Linked DNA regions of Homo sapiens: region 2 is linked to region 1. The links are chromatin contacts, found by Hi-C or POLR2A ChIA-PET in ENCODE. All regions are on one chromosome and are shown on one strand. Each heading gives the region's core, a stretch centred on a gene start or an enhancer-like site at or near the end of the contact. The rest is flanking DNA. Distances are from core to core; before and after follow the strand shown.

Evidence for each region. A loop is a pair of places that touch in the nucleus more often than their neighbours do. ChIA-PET counts read pairs that join two places held with the same protein, here RNA polymerase II (POLR2A). Pooled maps may share reads with other maps.
Region 2: a loop to region 1 is called in a map of HepG2, with 7 times the contacts of the local background. The contact joins the enhancer-like site here to the promoter of LINC02538 in region 1. A Hi-C loop is called at or near these places in 5 of 168 maps with a recorded cell type or tissue (CD4-positive, alpha-beta T cell, Caco-2, HepG2 and 2 more) and 5 of 50 pooled maps. POLR2A ChIA-PET finds 5 or more read pairs at or near these places in 6 of 52 experiments (Caco-2, H1, HepG2 and 2 more).

Annotation. Positions count from the first base shown.
Region 1 is chr6:167,676,044-167,681,227 of GRCh38, reverse strand. LINC02538 (long intergenic non-protein coding RNA 2538) reads left to right here and starts at 2,005. Exons shown (of 3, transcript NR_117091.1): 1 at 2,005-2,316; 2 at 3,029-3,168. LOC124901465 (a long non-coding RNA gene) reads right to left here and starts at 2,996. Exons shown (of 2, transcript XR_007059883.1): 1 at 2,623-2,996. It overlaps LINC02487 (long intergenic non-protein coding RNA 2487), which reads left to right. Exons shown (of 7, transcript NR_117092.2): 7 at 1-537.
Region 2 is chr6:167,731,213-167,736,396 of GRCh38, reverse strand. No RefSeq gene overlaps it. Among named protein-coding and RNA genes, the nearest start is that of LINC02487, 38 kb to the right of the region's middle. Within about 2 kb of position 2,501, at least 8 of the 41 ENCODE cell types and tissues checked have a DNase peak (open chromatin) inside an H3K27ac peak, as active enhancers do; they include breast epithelium, where a contact is called at or near this core.

The sequences.
Region 1 (5,184 bases), core at 756-3,255:
TGGCTGAGAGATGGGTCATCTCTGTTCTTATCAGGGCACTAATCCCATTCACAAGGCCCCCCATGACCTAATCACCTCCTAAATGCCCCGCTTCCTAATACCAGCACCTTGGAAAATAGGGCTTCAAGATACAAATTTTGGGGGACTCAAACATTCCATCCATAGCACCCGCTCATGTGCTGTGATGTCCAGTGAGCAGGCGGAGTTCCAGGGCTGGTCAGTGCCAGGTGCTCCTTCTCCCACCCGAGAACAGGGGCCAGGTTGCTCCTCAGGCACCCTGGGCAACTGCCCCTTCCCTTCCAGTGGGGCCTGACCTGGCTACCGAGCTTGGCAGCTAATAGGCGGGCCCCTCAGCATTCACGCTCCTGAGCTGCTTTATCAAACTAGGATTGTTCCCCCAGGTCTAAGAAAACCATCCATTCACTGCAAAGTTATTTATTACTGCGGATGGGCTAGGAGTTAGAGGAAGAGAGTGACTCAAATCACAACACCTCCTGGACGAAGCTGGAAGGGATTAAAATACGGCCTAATTTCTCCCTTGCTGTGTGAAGCGTGTGGTTCTCCTAGAACATCAGCCCGACTGTCGCTGGGTAGCGGCGGTACTGTTCATTCTGCATTAGCTTTGTCCAGATTGTTCAGTGTGGGTCCCTGCCTACAGATCTTGATTCCTTGAGATTGCCCTTTGTGCTTCTGTCTGGGGACTGCCTGTTTCTGTAATGGCCACCGTCTCAGAACACATGGTTGTAGGCCTCAGCATTTGCCTTACACACAGCCCCCTTGGAGACAAACCGTGTCTGTGTCCCTCAGAAGGCCCTGACTTTCAGGGCACACTCCAGCCTGACTTTGGCACTCTGCTAGACACATCCGAAACGCTGGTTCTCGTGTTGAAGTCTGTTATGGATATGTAGGGTAAGGCAGGGAAACTGGAGCGCCTGCATACCCTTGACTTCCTCCATTTGGAAAAGATAACCCTGAGACATGGTGGAGGAGAAGGGGCCCTGACCTGTCAGCTACATCTGGATGTAACTCCCCTGATGAAGAAAGTGCCAGAGGCAGCAAAGCAGCCCTTATAGGGTATTTTGTGCTCCCCCAACAGAGGAAGAGGAGCTTAGGGTCTCCAGGGAGAATGTCTGGTTGTGAAGAGCCGCCAGGACCTGGAGCTGCACGGTTGCTCAGTGTGCATTTCACTTGGTCAGCCCCTACGCTGGAGAGTGCTTGCATCCGAACCTTCAGTGCCTGGATAGACACTGAGCTGAGCGAACGGTATGCTGGAAAATGAAGCGTGCAAGTGACAAAGTGCTCAACTTAGACTCTGGGCAAAATTCTCACAAAGGGCTTTCTAATCCTCACTTAATGGAAGAGTGGAGCAATTTCCAGCAGAAGTTGTGGCTTGCTTCACCAGGTCTGCTCAGGTCAGCGGGGTGAGCCTACGGCCAGGATGGGTGGTAATTAATATTGGAATACTTGGCCAGTCTGCAGACCTCAGACCACAAAAAACCCTCCATCCTCAAGCAGTCTCTTCTTTATGCCTCGCAAGGGGAAGATAATTAAAGACTGTGGTAACGGGTTAATTTATAGGAAAATAATGTAGCATACTCAACTATCTATACTTTTTCTATTGCTAAATTTAATATACATCCATTTCTATTGATTATCAGAGGGGTCTAGACTCCCGGCCAAGAGTTGCGAAACCAGTCATTATCCCGCAGGCACCTTCCTGCTTTATTTCAGAACATTCAGTCATTCATTCAAAACAACCCAAAGCATCTGCATTCACAGAGCTGCCCTAACAGATGAGTTTTTCTTCATCTCCCAAGGTAATGATATAAAAAAAGTGTCAGCCATGGGATTTTCAGTGGGAAACGGGAAACCCAAGGCATGGTGCATTCAATGGAAAAATTCCTCAAGCTCGTGACCTGCATAAATCTCCAAATCCTTTTCAACATCATCCTGTTTAGTGTTCGGCATGAGGGTGCCTGCAGAGGAGGTGAATCCCTGCGTTTTCTATTCTTTTTTTCTTCCGACTGGTGTGGATCCCAGACAATTTCAGGGTCCTGCAGGGTTTGAGACCCTCTGTGAACACTGACCCGGGACCCCGTTTTGCCCATGGGAAGTTGAAGCCAGCGCAGCCCCCGGCCAGGGGCACTGTCTCCTCGGCCCCGGGATGCTGGACGGAGGGGACAACGTGCAGGGGCAGCTGCTGCTGGGCTGTGGACCTCCCGGAACCGGAGGAGCCCGGGAGGGGCTGGCCCAGCAGTGAGGGCTCCGATGCGCCTCAATTCATATGCTAAGGAGCCCTGGATTCGGCTTTAATTGGTGAGAGGAGAAAGTGGTGCAGCTGCCTGGGGCCGCGCTGTGGGAGCCAGGGCAGGAGGAGCTGTTTGAAAATAATCCCCGCGGGGACACGCAGCACCAACTCGGGCTTCAGTCCCTGGAAAGCGGCCGGGGGCGGGGCGGGAGGCCGGGATGCGGCGGAGAGCGACTGGCAGGGAAAGCGTGAGGTCACGGTGGCCACCGCACCGGCTCCAAGCAGCAGGGGCCCAGGGCTGAGCCCTGATTTCCACACCGGCCCCTGGATGAGCCTCAGTGTTTCACTCTGGCAATGGAAATAAGAATACCTACCTCACCCCATCGTTGGAATAAATGCAATAATGCAAAGGGAGGTCTTAGCACAGACGCGGGGCAGGCGCTCAACGCCTGGTGCCCACCGGCGCTGCGTCCTGGACGTGTCCAGCGAAGCCCGTGTGAGGCTATGACGGGAACGGAGGAGCTGGCGCGGCGCCTCACTGCTCCCCAGAGCCTTGCAGCGTCTCCCAGCCCAGGCTTTGCCCCACCACGGCTCCCATGGCTGCCGGAGGGAACCTCAAAGGCGGTTAGAATGCGCCGGGTAAATGCGCAGCTTTTCTTCTGGAGCCTCCACGAGAAAGAAATGGAGAGTTTTTTCCTGGGGCTGCTTGTGGTGCAAGTCCCGCTTGGGTGCAGGGCGAGCGGCTTCCGAGGAATTCACTGTCTCCTTCTCTCTTTCTAGCCGGAGTGGGAGGTGACCCCAGGGGCCCAAGCTGGGGGCGTGGCTGGGAAATGCACAGAAAGAGACTTCGACGGGGGTGGCTATGGTTTGTGCTGTGCTGTGCACACGTCTGGCTGATAGAAATCTATGTCTATAAACAGGTAACACAATTTGGTTTATCAAACCCATAATAAGCAGATTTTCTGACTTGCATAAGAATTTCTCTGTAATCTTTGCTTTAAAGTCCGTTGAATGCCATAGAAAAAGTTGCATTTGATGAGGCTTCAGGAAAGAAAAGGTAACAAACTATTCTAAGAGATGAGGATAGTGCCTGAGTGGGGCCCAGGACAGACAGGGGGTCCTCACCTCTTGCTGCTGGGGTTGGCTGCAGGGCTTTGCCTCAGTCTGATTTTTTGCAGCATCTACACAGTTTAAATACTTGGAAAAATCCTCTTTGTGAGTGTATTAAGTCACAGCCTACCAATGTGACAAATGACATCTAAATGCAATTTACAAATCCTAAGTTCCAGGTAGAAGAGAACGTGGTAGGTCCACGTCTTCATTTTCCCATACCTTTAGTCCGTCGAGACTCCGCTTAGCCAGCTCTGGCCATCCCTTTATCCTCCTAGGAACAGAATCTTACATGCAGTATTTTTACTGGTACGTAAAAAATTTAAGGCTGCACTAAGCAGGCGCCCAGGCCCCCAGAGTCAGAAGGGAGTGTACGGTGCACACATGATGACGATTTGAAAAGAGCCTGGCTTCAGGGCCTTGCAGATGAAGCTAACAAACCCCCTGTTCGGGAGGGAGCACCTGCACCCCAGCCCCCTCCCTCAGGGATGCATCTGCAGCCACTCCGGGGCAGGGCTGATGCCTCTGTGATGGTCCCGATGGTCCCGCCCGCAGCCTGCTCTTTGTGGCTCTTTGTTGCTCTTTGTCACAGTCCTGCTCAACAGCTGGTGCTTGCAGGAAGAAGCTCTCTGGCTGCAAGAAAGCCAGGGTGTGGGTGGATGACAGAATAAATGGGAGGGATGGAGGGCGTCTACTTGGCAGTTCGGATTCCTGGGCAGGGTCAAGATCAGGAGAAATAGGAAAATAGAAATAGGAGGAAAAGCTTCTGCCTTTTGTTCCAAACCAGCCTGGCTTGCCTGTGAAGGGGAGGACTTGACCAGGGCACTTTCCTGGGGCCACTGCCTGGCTTTTGGAGATGAGGTAGTGGCCTTTGTCTAAGATCATGTTACCTATACTCCTGGTTTAACTTTTTATTTAAAATTTTTTTAGACACAGGGTCTTGCTCTGTTGCCCAGGCTGGAATGCAGTGGCACGATCACAGTTCACTGTAACCTTGAACTCCTGGGCTTAAGCCATTCTCTTGCCCCGACCTCCCAAGTAGCTGGGACTACAGGTGCCCACCACCATGCCCCACTAATTTTTTCATACTTTTCTGTAGAGACAGGGTCTCGCCATGTTGTTCAGGCTGGTCTTAAACTCCTCGCCTCAAGAGATCCTCCTGCCTTGGCTTCCCAGGGCGCTAAGATTACAGGTGTGAGCTGACACACCGAGCCTACAACTGCATTTTATGTATCTCATTTTGTGTAGATATGGCCACAAAGTAGTAAAAAACCGGGTCTGTCATAAAGCTGTGATGGGGTGCTAACTCCATGCCGTCGAGTCTACGTGATGAAAGGATTTTGAATTGGAAGGGGGCTTATATATCCTCTGGTGGATAGGACCCCCCCTGTGCAGATGAGGTCCCCAGGTTTGATGCCATCCTAAACATCTTCACTCAGCAGTGGTGTTGGGAGGAGACTGTGGCCTCCGGTTTCCCGTCCAGCCTTTCCCAGCTGCTTCCTCTGCTTGTTTCTCGCGGAGATAAAGCCGGTGAAAAATGAGGGCAAAGTTCACAGTCCTGCAGTCCTGCAGTCGCTGCCATAGCAGAAACAGTAAACACGCACATTTACACAGGCAAAAAGCAGCAAACAGTGCTGGTGAGTGGCCGAAGTCCACACGGTCATCCAGGCAGTGCATGCTGAGTGCTTTCTATGCACCAAACACTGGCCGCAGCATGCTCCTATCCTCAAGAGATGGGGCACAGACACGGCTAATCACGCCAGCAATTATTGACGGTCCTTACATATGCTCTGAAGGAAGCTAAGGGGGAAGATGGGGGAAGAGTT
Region 2 (5,184 bases), core at 1,252-3,751, 55 kb before region 1:
GCTCTTCTAGAAATGCCTGTTCTTTGGCTGGAAAAGGTTAAGATTCAGGTCATTCTACAAAACCCACCAAGCAGCCATGGGAAATACGAAATGGATCTTCAAATTACAGACCCTACTGAAGGGGGTAAGGAGTAGAAGGCTGAAAGAAAGACTGTTCGTTCACTTTCAAGCATGCATCTTCCACTGCTGTGAGACGCCGATGCCCAAGTGTAAGTGGTGACTGGCACACATGACAGCCACCAGCTTCTATTCTCTGGAGCCAACAAAGGCCCATTCCAGGTGTTGCCCTATTCCAGGATTCCGGCCGGCAGGGCAGCTTCCAGTGACACCTGTTTTCCTGTGATTCTAACAGCACATTCAGTGCAAGGCACTTTATTATGAGTGGAATCTTTCAGGCAAGGATAATATGTTTCCAGAGTGTCTTAGGGACTAGAAACGGAGTTAAGGAATATGAATAATATCCACGAGAAAGACTGAGGAGAGAAAAGTAAACAAAAACACATAAGAAAGCAGACACGAAGCCAGGTGGGGGTGCAGGCCTCTCTAGCTGGGGAAGGAGCTCACTTTGTCCATGGGGTTGACGGAGAGGGGGTGGCCTCAGGGTTGCAGGGTCTCTTGAGCAGCTGGAGCTGGACAAATAGAGGGAGCAGAGTTCAGCAGGGGAGGTCAGTGGCAGAGGTCAGTGGTAGAGGCCAGCGGGGGAGATCAATGGCAGAGGTCAGTGGGGGAGGTCAGCGGGGGAGGTCAGCAGCAGAGGTCAGCGGCAGAGGTCAGTGGCAGAAGTCAGCAGCAGAGGTCAGCAGGGGAGGTCAGCAGCAGAGGTCAGTGGCAGAGGTCAGTGGGGGAGGTCAGTGGGGAAGGTCAGCGGGGGAGGGCAGCAGCAGAGGTCAGCAGCAGAGGTCAGTGGGGGAGGTCAGCGGGGGAGGTCAGCGGGGGAGGGCAGCGGCAGAGGTCAGCGGCAGAGGCCAGTGGGGGAGGTCAGCAGTGGAGTTCAGTGGCAGAGGTCAGTGGCGGAGGTCAGCGGGGGAGGTCAGCGGGGGATGTCAGCTGCGGAGGTCAGTGGCGGAGGTCAGAGGGGGAGGTCAGTGGGGGACGTCAGCGGCAGAGGTCAGCGGGGGAGGTCTGCGGTGGAGGTCAGCAGGGAAGGTCAATGGCGGAGGTCAGAGGGGGAGGTCAGCGGCAGAGGTCGGCGGAAGGTCAGCGGGGGAGGTCAGCGGTGGAGGTCAGCGGCAGAGGTCAGAGGGGGAGGTCAGTGGCAGAGGTCAGCAGGGGAAGTCAGCGGCGGAGGTCAGTGGGGGAGGTCGGTGGGGGAAGCCCTGGGGTTTCAAAGTGCTCTGTGATGACCCCTTTGGAACTGGAGACAGAGGAAGGAACTGGTGGTCAAGGACGGGCTGGGGGCCATGCCCATTCCATCCTCCTTTTGACCCTCCTCGCTCTGTTGCAACCCTGGGAAAGTCGTGGAAGCTCTCTGGGCTCCACTTTCCTCATCTGTGAAATGGGGACACATCCTATTTGCCAGCTTGGTGAGGGTGTGTATCTGACAGAGGACCCTGGAGATGTCCTGGGACCAGGGTGTCACTTCCTCGCCCCAAACCAGGAGGATCTTCGTCCTGCCCATTCTGTGGGGTCCGGGGTGGCAGGTGTCTGGGTGAGGATTTGTAGGTCAGCACCCACAGCATCACACTGAAGGGGGCTTGGCTGTTGCTGAGTGTGAACAGGGGGATTTTCTGAGTTTTATTCCTACAGTGGCCCCTTGTGCCCTACTGAGGAGTCAGGTGTCCCATCCCAACATCCAAAGGACACTTACAAGCTCAGGCCCCAGGAGAGGCGCCTGCAATCTTTGCGCAGCTGCACCCTGAGTGCTGGGGCTCCACCCAGACCACAGTGAGGTCTCGGGCACCCTGGTCACGCCCTTGGCATTGACTTTGTGCAGTCATGTGGGACCCAGAGCCACAGCTGTGCCGCAAAGCGGAGGCAGGAGAGGAGGCAGCCTCCACATTCCATGGTGGACTGGGGAGTGCCTTTGAAAATGCTGTTATTAAACCCAATCGCCAAGGGACATTTTGAGTTCAGGGCACCCTCCCGGGGCACGGAGAGGTCTGGCTCTGTTGTGGCTGGTGGGAATGGCTGAGTCTGGACTTAAATAGCCCTTTACCCCCCAGGGTAATGGCACGTTACTGTCAGGAAGTTGCACAATGTAAAATCTCAGTCCAAGTACACAGTTGAGTTCAAAAAGATTGAAAACAGAAGGCTGAATGCCAGCCTCTCAGGGATGAATTTAGGCCATTGTTTAGAATGTTTGGTCAGAAAACCCACGCTTGTCCAAACACTGAGAGACGGGGTGGGGAATCCACGGAGGGAATTCAGGGACAGGAGTATCCAAGGACTTCAGGGCACTTTGTGAATCAATACTTACTTCACACTCCTTTTGAAAAAATGTCCTATTTTACAGCAAGAGGATGCAACACTGGTGCTGGATTTGGGTCAAATGCTCTGGGAGGCCTCTTGTGCTTACACGTACATTTCCAGCTCAGTTCTCAGTAAAACTGAAGTTTCTGCCAAGGAAAATGTCCCGTGAACCACCAATGCCTATGGACGGTTTTCACACTGGAGCTTCCTAACCAGCTGACCTCTTAAGAGAGGGCTGTTACAACAGGTGACACAGGAAACTCAGGTGAGGGTGTGGAGAGACAGGAACTCAGGTGAGAGGTGGAGAGACAGGAACTCAGGTGAGAGATGATGGAGAGACAGGAATTCAGGTGAGAGTTGGAGAGACAGGAACTCAGGTGAGAGTTGGAGAGACAGGAACTCAGGCGAGAGGTGGAGAGACAGGAACTCAGGTGAGAGATGGTGGAAAGACAGGAACTCAGGCGAGAGGTGGAGAGACAGGAACTCAGGTGAGAGTTGGAGAGACAGGAACTCAGGCGAGAGGTGGAGAGACAGGAACTCAGGTGAGAGATGGTGGAAAGACAGGAACTCAGGCGAGAGGTGGAGAGACAGGAACTCAGGCGAGAGGTGGAGAGACAGGAACTCAGGTGAGAGATGATGGAGAGACAGGAATTCAGGTGAGAGTTGGAGAGACAGGAACTCAGGCGAGAGGTGGAGAGACAGGAACTCAAGTGAGAGATGGTGGAGAGATAGGAACTCAGGCGAGAGGTGGAGAGACAGGAACTCAAGTGAGAGATGGTGGAGAGACAGGAACTCAGGCGAGAGGTGGAGAGACAGGAACTCAGGTGAGAGATGGTGGAGAGACAGGAACTCAGGCGAGAGGTGGAGAGACAGGAACTCAGGTGAGAGATGGTGGAGAGATAGGAACTCAGGCGAGAGGTGGAGAGACAGGAACTCAGGTGAGAGATGGTGGAGAGACAGGAACTCAGGCGAGAGGTGGAGAGACAGGAACTCAGGTGAGAGATGGTGGAGAGACAGGAACTCAGGCGAGAGGTGGAGAGACAGGAACTCAGGTGAGAGATGGTGGAGAGACAGGAACTCAGGCGAGAGGTGGAGAGACAGGAACTCAGGTGAGAGATGGTGGAGAGACAGGAACTCAGGCGAGAGGTGGAGAGACAGGAACTCAGGCGAGAGGTGGAGAGACAGGAACTCAGGTGAGAGGTGGTAGAGATCATTCCCTACAGTGGCTATGGGAATAAAGACAAGTTAATGCATTTAAATAGTGAAGATGCAGAAGTGATAAAACTTGACCACTGATCGGGTTGGATGGTGAAGGAGAAGGTGAGTTAGGGATGTCCTCTGCTTCTAGCAACAAAACGGTTTAGGACAACACACCTGGCACAGGCGGAAGGTACTTGGGGTCATGGATGATGATGGGTTCGGTTTTGACCTGGTGGAATCTGCAGCATCATGGGCTGCTTGAGAGGATGGTTAGGTAGCAAGAGTGCGTGTGAGGCTGAAGCTCCTTGCAGGGATGGGGCCGAGTGTTACTGACTTGAGACTCAGCAGCCCTTAGAAGGAAGTTCAAGAGGGGCGAGAGGAGACCAGGCAGGGAGGAAGCAGGAGGCAGGGATAGAAGTTAGCCCTGGACCAACTCCCAGAGTGAGGTACGGGAAGAGGCGGGTGCTCTTGGAGGAGGCTGTGATACAGTGGGGACAATGGGCCAGTGAGGTCAGGGGGACAGCAAGCCACAGAGCGGGAGGTGGGGGGAGTCCCCCTGCTGACTCGGCAGCCCCAGAGCTGCCCGCAGAGCTGCGGGATCGAGGCCGCCATGGCCGGCTTCATCTGGCTACGGCGAGTCCGCTGGTGTGTTCCGCGATCTGAGCCTGTGCCGCTAAAGGACTCATTGAATTAGTTTAGAAAGGCTGATGAAGAAAAGCTGTGAATGCAAATTATCCATTGATTAAACATAGTTCACTGGGTAACAGAGCCCGTGGGGTGAGGAGGGGGTCAAATAACCAAGTGCCCCCTGGGAGAGGCGGCAATCTTGGGCACAGAGGGCCGGGCTTGGTGCAGGTGCCAGCTCTGCTTCTGGCTGCTGCACAAGGAGCAGTGTTAGTCAGCGTGGGCACAAGACACAGCAGCCAACTCCAACTAGCTCAAGAAGGGAAGACTTTAGTGGCTTGTGCAACTGAATGCCAGGAGGAGAATTGTGGTTGCAGGCCCATTGTGTCCGTGTGTTAGGGGTGGAAGGTGTCCGAGTTACTGGCAGCGAATCCGCACGGGTCCGCAGCAACCTCAATTCTTGCCTCCTTAGAAGAAATAATTCGAAGGAGGGGCATAAGGCAGAAAAAGACCGAGGCAAGTTTCAGAGCAGGAGTGGAAGTTTATTACAAAGCCTTAGAGCAGGAAAGAAAGTACATTCGGAAGAGATCCAAGCAGGTACCGTGAAGGTCAAGGGCGGTGTTTAACCTTGGTCCCTAGGATTTTATACGCTGGTCCACCTCCGGCGTTCTGAGCCCCTTTCCCGTGACTCTTCCCTGAGGGTGGGCTGCCCGCCTGCGCAGAACCCTCCTCACGCTTGGGAAGTGAGCGTGCGCAGTGGGCTAGAAGTGGGACGCATGCCCATCCGAGGCCTTCTTCCCTCTTCCGGTGAGTGTCCCGGGAAGGTCAGACTCCGCCATGTTGTCTCTTTGCTCACACCCAGGCTCACTTGCCCACTACCTGCGAGTTTATTGGAAGCCCTTTTTATCTGTTTGGAAAGTTGCTTCTTCCCGGTGCCTGCATTCAATTGAC